Regions from separate parts of the Homo sapiens genome. Here region 2 is linked to region 1. Evidence: chromatin contacts called from ENCODE Hi-C or POLR2A ChIA-PET data. All regions are on one chromosome and are shown on one strand. Each heading gives the region's core, a stretch centred on a gene start or an enhancer-like site at or near the end of the contact. The rest is flanking DNA. Distances are from core to core; before and after follow the strand shown.

Region 1 (5,408 bases), core at 1,839-4,338:
GGGCTGTGCAGGTGTGTGCTAGCTGTTGGCTTCCAGGCCTGTTTTATTCCAGCCCTGGCAGAGTTTGCAGGAATGTCATGAGAAGAGATTTATAATACTTTCTGATTCCATCCAGTTTCAAATAATTTTATGAATAATCTTTCTCATAGCATACTAGTAATTCTACAAGCAGTCTTGGCCAAAATCAACGGAGTGAGCATGCTTAAGGAAATAATTTTCTTTTTCCTTTTTAAGAAATCATTTTGCTGAAGTTTTACAAACCTCATAAAAATTAAGGGTTGGTTTGAATTTGGGAGAAAGACTCACTTTATCTGAACTCATTTGCCAAAAATATTTAAATGAGCACATGCTGGATGTAAAAGTGCCAAAGCAATAGCATCAATTATGCATTCTCAACCTTCCAGACTTTCCAGAGTCATTAAAAGGCAGCGTTTTCCTACAGGTGTTAATGGGATCCTGCAAAGAGGAAGGTGGTTTTAGGTAGGATTGTGACAGAGTGGCTCGTGCGTTGGGTGCTATGGAACCCACTGAGGGGCTTCTGACCACAGTCCCATGCAGAGCCAACAATGGCATTCGTTGTTATAAGCAAGTGTCAGTCACAAGAGAGCTGCCATTACAGAGTGTTGCCCAGCTTTCCATATTCCCAACATGGCCAGAGGTTTCATTCTTTGAGAATGTGTTTATTCAGCCTAGTAAAAACATTAAAAAGGGGAATAAATCTCTGCCGACCCCAAAATGCTTTTCACCACAGCTGTAAACCATAAAACATTTAGAAAGGTAAGCAGGACTAAAGATAATATAGTTTCCCCAAGCAGCAAGGAGGGCAGACCTGGAGGTGGCCCTTGCAAAGACAGCTGCAGTGCACAGAGCTTCCCTGCAAAATCATTAAGAAAGGGACAGGTTCTATAAGGTGCTAAATTATTATTAGTTTTTTTTTAAGTTGGGGGAGGGCAATAATAAAAACCATGTGCTCAGCAGCCTGCTTGGCCATATAAAACAGAAAGGCCTGTGACTTTAAGTGTTGTAAAAGGGGTTAATTGTCGATTTCTGAATGTGGCAAGTTTACTGATCTTGTTAACAGCAACGGGGCATGTGCCGTTGGTTATCATGGCGGGAAAGAAAAACAGCCATCCATCCCTTATTCCCTGGATGCCGTTATTAGTCTTGGAACCCAAGTTAAGGGACATATGGGTGAATGCAGTCTTAAAATTGCTCCTTTCCACCTGTCCAAATTTCTACCCATTCTAAAGCTTCCAGTTCCACCTAACAACTGCATTTTTACTGCCATTTTTCAAATGCCTGCTGTGGATCAGTTCCTTTCACACAAAATGTGTTGTCTATTTGTATGACAACCTAATGGAGTGGGCAAGGATGATACAACCATTTTACAGACAAAGCAACTGAGGTTCAGAGAAGTTAAGAAAGTTATCTATGGCGACAGAGCTATGAAGCAGAGGTTCAAACCCGTCTTTATATTCCAAGTCCAGGTCTTTTCAACTAGTTATTCAAATAATTCATTTGTTCATCCATTTACTCAATAGATAGTTATTGGCCATGCACTAAGAGCCGGGTGCTGGTCTAGTTGTTGAGGATAGAGCCCTGGACACAACTGACAATGTTCCTGCCATCACAAGGCCTATAGTTTAGGAAGCACTAGTCTAACTTCCAATAACCATCCTCTCTTCTAACCTACTTTCACATGCACAGTCAGCATCTGTAATTTGATATTTTATTTTGCTGTTGAGTATTGCACATTACCTTTGAGTATGGTGTGTTACCTTTGGCTCCCCCAGCTAGATGATGAGCCTGGTGAAGGCAGGGCTGTTGTCTAATATTTCTCTTTTTCACAGTCTACCCAGCACAACCCATTAAATAAGTGCTTTTTTTCTCCTGTAGAACATCTTTATTACTGTGATCTTAAGATCATTTGGGGTTTTATTTAGAGCTTAGCTATTGCAGCTTCTGTTATTGAGCTTTGTCAAATGTTATGTTTATATTGTCTCATTAGTGCTGACACCACCCAACTATAAGACCCATTTTACAGTTGAGGAAATTGTGGCTTATGAGGGCTGAGAAACTTGCCCGAGTTCTTAGAGTCAGTAAGAAGAAAAGCTAGGATTCTGCCAGTGGCTGAATTCAAAAGCCCAATTTCTGTATACCATGTACTTGAGCCTGAGCAGTGAGGGAATCTTTGCCCACCTGAAACATATAGAGAATATCAAAAGACCCTATGATATGATATACATGATACATAAGGTGAATTTAATACCAGCCATTGATTCATCCAGTCACTCCAATCACTCAGACCTTCATAGTAAAATTCATGTGGCATCTTGGCTCCTGCCCCACCCTCTATTTTGTGGTCTTCTTAAAATGCTATCTTTTTTCAATAGAATAATTTTCAAAGGAATCCCTGTGTTCCTAGAAAGGTGACAAATCAGAGATTGACTAGCATGAGGAGGGTAGTGGAAGGTTCACACCTGTTTGTAATAACTGGCTTATACAAAACGTAAGTACGAACACAATGGATGGCGATTGTGTTCTGCCAATGCGGTTGGCATTCATTCTGAGAAAAGATGGCAGACCAAGGCCAGAGCATGGCCCAGTTGCTGAAAATCAGAACCACACTGGAGCCACCAGGGACCCTGGTAACTAGGTGGAGCTGAACCATTTATTTCTGTTTTGATGGCATAGTTTCCACTTTAAGTAATGTGGGCTTAATCTTCATTTACATTCTTCAATCTACACAGAAGTGTATTTATTATTGTCTTGTGATAAGCAGTAGTGTTAATATAAAGCAGTGCTCCCTGAAACTGCAGACAGTTTCCAAGGTCTGGGCAAAAAGAAACAAAAATGTAGGGAGGGGAGCCCTGCAGCATGACAAGAGTTTTTGAAAATGAAAACCAAAAAAATTTTAAAGAAAATGAATCCTAATCCTTTTGGAACTTTCATCAGTCAGTCTGTCGACAAGGAACTGATAATTTCTGAATGTGAAGATTTGGATAACAAATGAGTTACATGTATAACTAGGCTTTTGCTGGGTTTCTCTATGTAGATAATGACTCAACTGGTGAGTACCATCAGAGAAAGGCCAGTACACTGGGTGGCCTGTGGATGCTTGTGTTTATTTGATGCAAGGCTCCTGCTTTCGTTGGGGATTGCTGGAAGAGTGACACACACCAAGCTACATTTCTGCCAGTTGTGGTTTTGAGATAACAAGGCTTAAAATTTGTATGCCAAAGTTAAAATTCATGATCTTTTTCCTGTGGGCACATTTTAGTTCAGTCTCTTTGCTCAAAAGAATTTGACACCAATTATTGCTTTTCAGTACTATTGAGCATGAGACAATCTATAGAATAATCCAAAAAGGAAGATCTATAATTATACACCTTCTCATAAAGGGATCATGGATATTATTGCTATGTATGTCCAGAATAGCTCTTCTTACTTTTGAGGAGTAACTATTAGAGTCTTACCAGGTGCCAACCACAGTGCTTCACATTCTTGCCACAGAGACTGGTCCAAGGATAGGCAGATGACAAAACCAGGCAAATTCTAATTCTTCCACAAATGTTTTCTAATATAGAGCTGCCAAAATTGCTCTCCTGCATTTTTTAGGTGTGCAATTGCAATATAAATCTGAAAATGCCCATGGCCATGAAAGATCTGGAAATGAAAAATAGCATTATCTGATTCTTTGGATCTAGTCTTCCCTGAGCCAGCTCCACTTTTCCCATGCATGGGGCGGGGGGGTCGGGGCTAGCGAGCTAATAAATATCCTTTTATTGCTTAAACTAGCTCCAGTTCTGATCCCACCATTTGTAACCAAGTGTCCTGAGTGACATAAATAATTAAATCAGGCCCAGAGAAATATGACCCTTAGTATCTGACAATTAGGAGAAGCATACAAACCATAAATTAAATGACATAAAAATAATTCTTATGCAAAAGACAGTATACCTCAAGACATGAAGGGTTGTTTTGAAATCCTTGGAAAGCAATACAGACTGCAGAATATAATTCTTGTGGGAGAATCAGTCTCCACAGTGTTTTCTGCAGAACTGAGAAAGTATCACCTACCTGCCAGAGCAGGGCTTTAAAATGACAAATCTGGTTTGTTCTGGACACAGTGATTTTTTTAAGAATTTTTTTTACTATACTTTAAATAATAAAAATATATTTTCATTGTTATTAAATATTATTATAATACTTTTATTGGTATTTTAGGAGCATTACTCCAAAGATGGTGAGAAATTATTATATACAAAATTGTAATGTGTTTCACCTTCAGAATGCTATTTTATTTTCTCAGCTAATGATTATTATTTTAGCAAGATTTGACAATAATAGTAAAATAATCGAACCAGTATTTTTTTTTTTGAGACATGGTCTCACTCTGTGTCTCAGGCTGGAGTGTAGTGGCATAATCATGGCTCACTGCAGACTCAACTTCCCAGGCTCAGATGATCCTCCCACCTCAGCCTCCCCAGTAGCTGGGACTACAGGCACATGCCACAATGCCCAGCTAATTTTTCGTATTTTTGGTAGAGTCAGGGATTTGCCATGTTGCCCAAGCTGGCCTTGAACTCCTGGGCTCAAGTGATACACCCACCTCAGCCTCCCAAATTGCTGGCTTTATAAGGGTGAGCCACCGCGCCAGGCCTCAAAGCAGTACATTAAGAACTGTTCGTGTAAATAAGCTCTGTTGAGGGACATTAACTGGGGAATAAAGTGGCTGGAAAGGACACATTGAACTCCTTTTTCATCTTCTCTGAAAATGTTAATAATAACTGAGACACATCTCTGTGTCTATATCTATACTTTTCATAAGTGAGGAAAGAATATGTGAAAATTTGGCCAAAACTTAAAGTTTTTGAATGCAGGAAAAGGTTTGTTATTCACAGTGGAACAGGGGAAATGTAAGAAGATGATACGGTTTGGTTGTTTCCCTACCCAAATCTCATCCTGAATTGTAGCTCCCGTAATTCTCACGTGTTGTGGCAGAGACCTGGTGGGAGATAATTGAATCGTCGGGGCAGTTTCCCCCATACTGTTCTCGTCATAATGAATAAGTCTCATGAAATCTGATGGTTTTATGAGGTTCTCATTCCCTTTTGCCTGCCACCATGTAAGACACTTGGTTCTCATTCCCTCTTGCCTGCCTCCATGTAAGATGTGCCTTTCATCTTCCACCATGATTATGAGACCTCCCTAGCCACTTGGAACTGTGAGTCCATTAAACCTCTTTTTCTTTATAAATTACCCAGTCTTGGGTGTGTCTTTATTAGCAGCATGAGAACAGATTAATACAGAAGTCTTCTGCATATTGAAGAGAAAAAGCCTATTGTCTTCTCAATGTCCAGATCAATTGCATTTATTCCAAGTCTGGGGTGTCTCATGGTTCATTC
Region 2 (5,408 bases), core at 1,520-4,019, 140 kb before region 1:
AATGTCAGGAAGAAATTGCATCTAATGGAGGGTACCTCTGCCAAGGAAAACATACTTCAGTGTTAAAGCATTCCCATCCAAACAGGGAAATTTGAAAACTGCTCTTGGGTCTGCATTGAAGCCTGAGCATTTTTCCATGCCCTTTAATAACCTGTAATGTATGTACCAGCCAGCTCCACTGCAGGCTCCCCATCAACCAAGAGGGCTTACTGTGAAGGAGGTGGGGTGGCCGGCGGGAGGTGATAGCTGAGACCTGTGTGAGCTGGTGTCAGCTAGAAGACCTTCCTGGGGGCTAAAGCAAGAAGATTTATAATGGGAACATATACCACATGACATAATGTCCTACCTGCATCTGTTACAGTGGAGAATATGATCCCCAGTTGGGTCTTGAACCCTTGGCCCTCCTGATACCTGATACCAATGAAGCCTATCCTCCACCCTTTAGGATTTCATATTAGGAGACACACAATCTGTCTTCTGAAATCATGCTGGTGAACAGATACCACTTAGTAATAATAATATTATGTTGCTAATAGTTGCTGTCATTATGAGTGTTTATAATATGCCAGGAATAAATACTTTACCTAAATTATCTCATTTTTACCCTGTCAGTAACACTGCATTGGGTACTGCTGTTTTCTCCACTTTACAGAGAAAACTGCCGCACAGAATCGTTAGATCACTTGGCCAAGGTCACACAGGTAGTAAGTTACTGACGTGGAATTTAAAATTGATTTAGCCAGTCCACACTGTTCTAGACCTGTGCAAGTTGATCCCCTGAGATAATAAAACAAACAAACAATGAAAAGAAATTATCTTATCCTCTACACATTTCTATTTTATGTAGATGTTTTACAATAGATACTATAATAGTACAGAACTTCATGTATGTAAGTTCTGAATAAATAAATATACATATATAATAGAGGTTTGTGGTCCAATTTTTTTTTTTTTTTTACTGATTTACAAACATTTGGAGATTGCTATACTTAACTATAAAGTTCAATGGAAAGAAGAGAGTTTCTTTTCCTGATAACTGATATTGATAATATTATGGGAAATCTGATACTTCCAGAGGGTATAAGCCAGATATTTTTGTCTCATTTGCTCACCACCATATTCCCAGTACCAACCCTAATGCCTAGTAGATGTTCAGTAAAGAAGATGGCCATGAAGTTTGGAAACCAGTGAACATACATAATGCTGACTGAATGTTTGTGTCCACTCTCTGCTGCCACGGATTCTTATATTGAAACCCTAACCCCCAATATGATGGTATTAGGAGATGGGGCCTTTGGAAGGTGATTAGGTCATGAGGACAAAGCCCTTCTGAATTGGATTAGTGTCCTTATAAAAGAAGGCCCAGAAAGCTCCCTTATTCTTTCTGCCATGAGATTTACAGCAAAAAGAAAGCCCTGTATGAACCAGGAAGCGAGGCCTTACTGGACTCTGAATCTGCCTCTGCTGGTGCCTTGATCTTAGACTTCCCAGGCTCCAAAACTGTGAGATTTAAGTTTCTGTTGTGTATAAGCCACACGGTCTATGATATTCTGTTATGCCAGCCTGAACTAAGACACACAGTAAATTTTTCATTGCTATGACATTATAACTCATGATATGTTCTGTGACATTGTACAATATGCTTAATGAGCTACCCTACATGTGCTCCAGTGTGCTGTGCAGAACTGCAGTGAGCCAGGTGTACTTTCCTCAAGCCCCGCTCAGGCATCTGAACCATTCCATATAAAGAAGGCAGGAGTGAGTGCTTGCACAGAAAGGGGTTAGGGCAAGTCGGGGACATGGAAAAGAAAAAAGGAAAGGCTAAAATAGACGAAATCAGGTCCGAATTCAATTTCATCAGGTGATTTTTCCTGATTACCTATTGCTCCTTACCTTCTTACCAATGACTTTCTTTTTTCCCACTCCATTCCCCACCCCCCAGAGAAGGAAAGGTTTTTGCCTGAGTGGAGGTAATGGGGTAAGCTTCCATTAAGGTGGAAGATTTGAGCCTGGCTTGGGATAGGCAGGAGAACAGCCACATTTGAATAATGTTTCTGTAGAAACCTGAACTTATTTCATTCTGTGAGATAGCCTGGTTTTCTGCCCATTTTGTGAATTAAGAAACAGAGGCTTAGAGTGTTCCAGCAGCTTTCCCAAGCTTACCTGGAGGGTTTCCTTTTTACGGGTGCTATTTTCTTTCTGCTTCACTCCTCCAGGAGCTGGCCCACATTCACAGAATGTGTCTGGAAAGTGCCATAATTCCTCCAGGTGCAAAGGGCTTAGTAATTTACTCCTTCAGTCTCCTGCTTGATTGTCTCAAAATTGAAAAGGTTTCATGCCATTTTCAGACATGCTTAAGTTTCTCAAAGGGGGTAGCCCGGGAACTTGAGACTTCAGTAGTTTTTCCTTCTTGAATGCCCCTGTCCAGCCAGTGCCCTAACTTGTACAAATCAAGGAAAATGGTTTGTGTGGGGTGGAGGTGGGGTGAATGTTTTCATTTTTCATTAGACGACATTCGTAAACATACTTGTGTTTTCTGGGTTGGTCCAGTTGTCTTGACCTTCGTTTTGTAAGTATCTTGAAGATTCCTTTCTCATCCAAATCTGTTAGAATCACCGCAGTTTCCAAAGTTGGCTAAACATCAGAATCACCTGAGGTGCTTGTTAAACACAGGGAATGTCCTGATAGCCTCTGGAGATTCTGATTAAGTGGACCAGTTACCAGAAAGCAGCCCCAATCCAGGCCCCATGAGAGGATTCTTGGATCTTGCGCAAGACAGAATTCGAGGCAAGTCCACAGATTAAAGTGAAAGCAAGTTTATTAGGAAATTAAAGGAATAAAAGAATGACCACTCCATAGGCAGAGCAGCCCCAGGGCTGCTGTTTGGCTGTTTTTAACGGTTATTTCTTGATCATATGATATATTAGGGGTGGATTATTCATGAGTTTTCTGGGAATTCTTCCTTTCAGACCATATAGGGTAACTTCCAGATGTTGCCATGGCATTTGTAAACTGCTGTGGTGCTGGTGGGAGTTTAAGTATGGTAATGCATTATAATTCACATATAATGACCAGTGAGGACGACCAGAGGTCACTTTCATCGCCATCTTGGTTTTGGCTGCCTTCTTTACTGCATCCTGTTTTAGTAGCAGGGTTTTTGTGACCTGTATTTTGTGCCAACCTCCAATGTCATCCTGTGACTCTGAATGCTTAACCTCCTGGGAATACAGGGCAGGAGCTTTCAGCCTCATTTTACCCAATGCCTATTCAAGATGGAGTCACTCTGGTTCCAAGGCCTCTGACAGACCTAGGGCAAGTTCCCCAAATGTTTGTTTTTAACAAGCACCACAGGTGAATGCAAGGGCAGCCAGATTTGGGAGCCAGTGAGCTATCAAACACTTTTAAGGGGAATACATGAGAGATTCCCTGCAAGAGTTAAACTATTTTGATACCACAGTGAAGGGAGCAGAAAATGACATTGAAATTTCATCAAAGCTATACACCTACACAGGTGAGATTACCACTCATCATGGGAAAGGATGATGAAAATACAACCAAAAACCTTCATCGAACAATACTCTTTACTACATTTACTAGAAAATCCTAGCAAATTCAAAAATAACATGTGAAATAAAGCCCTGAACTTTTCATCCTTTAGGAGCAGGAAGTTCTCTTTGGGGATTGGCTGAAGTAGAAGGAGCTCTGCAAGAGCCAGTAAGTGGTTCCTTGTCTGTGGTTGTTAGCAAAAGAATGACCATGGCTCACCTCAGAGGTCACAGAGAAGGGAGGTAAAGAGGACAGTTAATTTCTTTACCAGGATCTAATTTATCATTTGGGTTTTCAGAGAATGTGGGAGGTGGCTGTTGGGCTTGTTTTCTTTTGCAGCAAAGCTTTTTAGAGCATGACTATGAGGCAGGCATTGTTCCAGGCACCCTACACTGTTGCACCAAAGTCCCTTAAGAGCTGACGTTCTTGTGGTAAAGACAGATAATAAGCAACTAAATGAAATACTAATACAGATCATGTCAGTCAATGAAAGTGATATGAGGAAAATAGGGTAAAAGAGGGGGGCTGGGGAGAACTCGTCTCTGAGGAGGGGACAACTTTGAACGGAGGCCTGGCTGGCACAGCAGGTGCCATCAGGAGACCTGAGAGAGAATGATCTCTCACACAGAGGCAAAGGGAATAGGAATGTGTGTGGGAGGATTTCCCAGGGAGCCATGAAGATGACGTTCTGGGCTCCACCCTTTATGCCTCTCCAGGGGCCTAGGAGGGGCCTTAGCTATTTTGCATTTGTAATTTCTCTTAAAGACACCCCCCCCTCACCACCAGCCCACATGCTGCCCACTCTGCCTACCCACACCTAGTTATAGAAGCTTTAGACCCCATAAAACCTGGATCTGCCCCTGAGAACCAGAAGTACAAATATGCTGAAGTAGGGAACAAGCTTGGTGTAGTCTAAGAGCCTTAAGAAAAAAGAAAATTGGTGTAGACGAGCTGTGCTTAAGATGGAGTTTAATAGTAGATTCATTCATTCATTGGTTCATTTATTAAATATCAATTTACTGAGTGCCAGGCACTACTATGAAAAAAATAAGGTCCCTGTCCTAGTGGAGCATCCATTCTAGTAAAGAGAAACAGAAAATAAACAAATACCTATATAATGTCCCAGGTGACAATGGTTAAAAATGAAATAGGTCAAGGGGGGATATAGGGTTAGGGTACGATGGGGTGGTAAAGTGTAGCTGTTTTGTAAGGGATGGGAAAGGAAGGGCTCTCACAGTTCTGGTCTGAGCTGAGATCTGGAGGAGGTGAGAGAGTGGGCCATATGGGGGAAGAATACTCCAGGTGGTGGAATAGCAAATAGAAAGGCCCCCAAACAGGAACATGCTGGGCCTTTTCGAGGAAGGTCCTAGAAATTGAGAAAAGCAGAACTAGGTGATGGAGGACCTAGGTAAGGAATTTGGATTTCATTCTATGAGCTGTGGGCAGCCTTTGGACAGCCAGTGCTCTAGAAGTCTAGGGAAGGAGAGAGCATGGGACATCAGAGGCCTCACAGCTGACTTTAAGATGGGCCTGGAAGTATCCAGTGGGCAGAGTTCAGCATAGAAAGAAGGCCAGTGGCAGCCACTGCAGGGCCCCAGGCATGGAGCTAGGAAAGGTAACCTGTCTGAGGGCCTTTGACAGACCAGTGCTGCCTGGAGCTGGAGTTCTCTGAGGGAGAGTGCTGGGGATGAGGTTGCAAAGGTACCTTTGCCTGAAGCATGGAGAGCCTTGAAGCCAGGCCAGGGGAATTTGATATTTACTAATGTGAATACCTGAGTGCCCTGAGAATAGTGGGGACTCCAAAATTTCTGTCTAGGAGCAATTTAAGGATAGCTCTCAGGTGGAGGGTAGGGGTGATGGAA

Evidence for each region. A loop is a pair of places that touch in the nucleus more often than their neighbours do. ChIA-PET counts read pairs that join two places held with the same protein, here RNA polymerase II (POLR2A).
Region 2: a loop to region 1 is called in a map of adrenal gland, with 1.9 times the contacts of the local background. The contact joins two enhancer-like sites. A Hi-C loop is called at or near these places in 1 of 168 maps with a recorded cell type or tissue (adrenal gland). POLR2A ChIA-PET finds 5 or more read pairs at or near these places in 4 of 52 experiments (BJ, MCF 10A, PC-9 and 1 more).

Annotation. Positions count from the first base shown.
Region 1 is chr1:64,084,848-64,090,255 of GRCh38, forward strand. The region is part of intron 4 of ROR1 (receptor tyrosine kinase like orphan receptor 1); the gene reads left to right. Among named protein-coding and RNA genes, the nearest start is that of ROR1-AS1, 25 kb to the right of the region's middle. Within about 2 kb of position 3,089, at least 2 of the 41 ENCODE cell types and tissues checked have a DNase peak (open chromatin) inside an H3K27ac peak, as active enhancers do.
Region 2 is chr1:63,947,395-63,952,802 of GRCh38, forward strand. The region is part of intron 1 of ROR1 (receptor tyrosine kinase like orphan receptor 1); the gene reads left to right. Among named protein-coding and RNA genes, the nearest start is that of ROR1-AS1, 160 kb to the right of the region's middle. Within about 2 kb of position 2,770, at least 6 of the 41 ENCODE cell types and tissues checked have a DNase peak (open chromatin) inside an H3K27ac peak, as active enhancers do.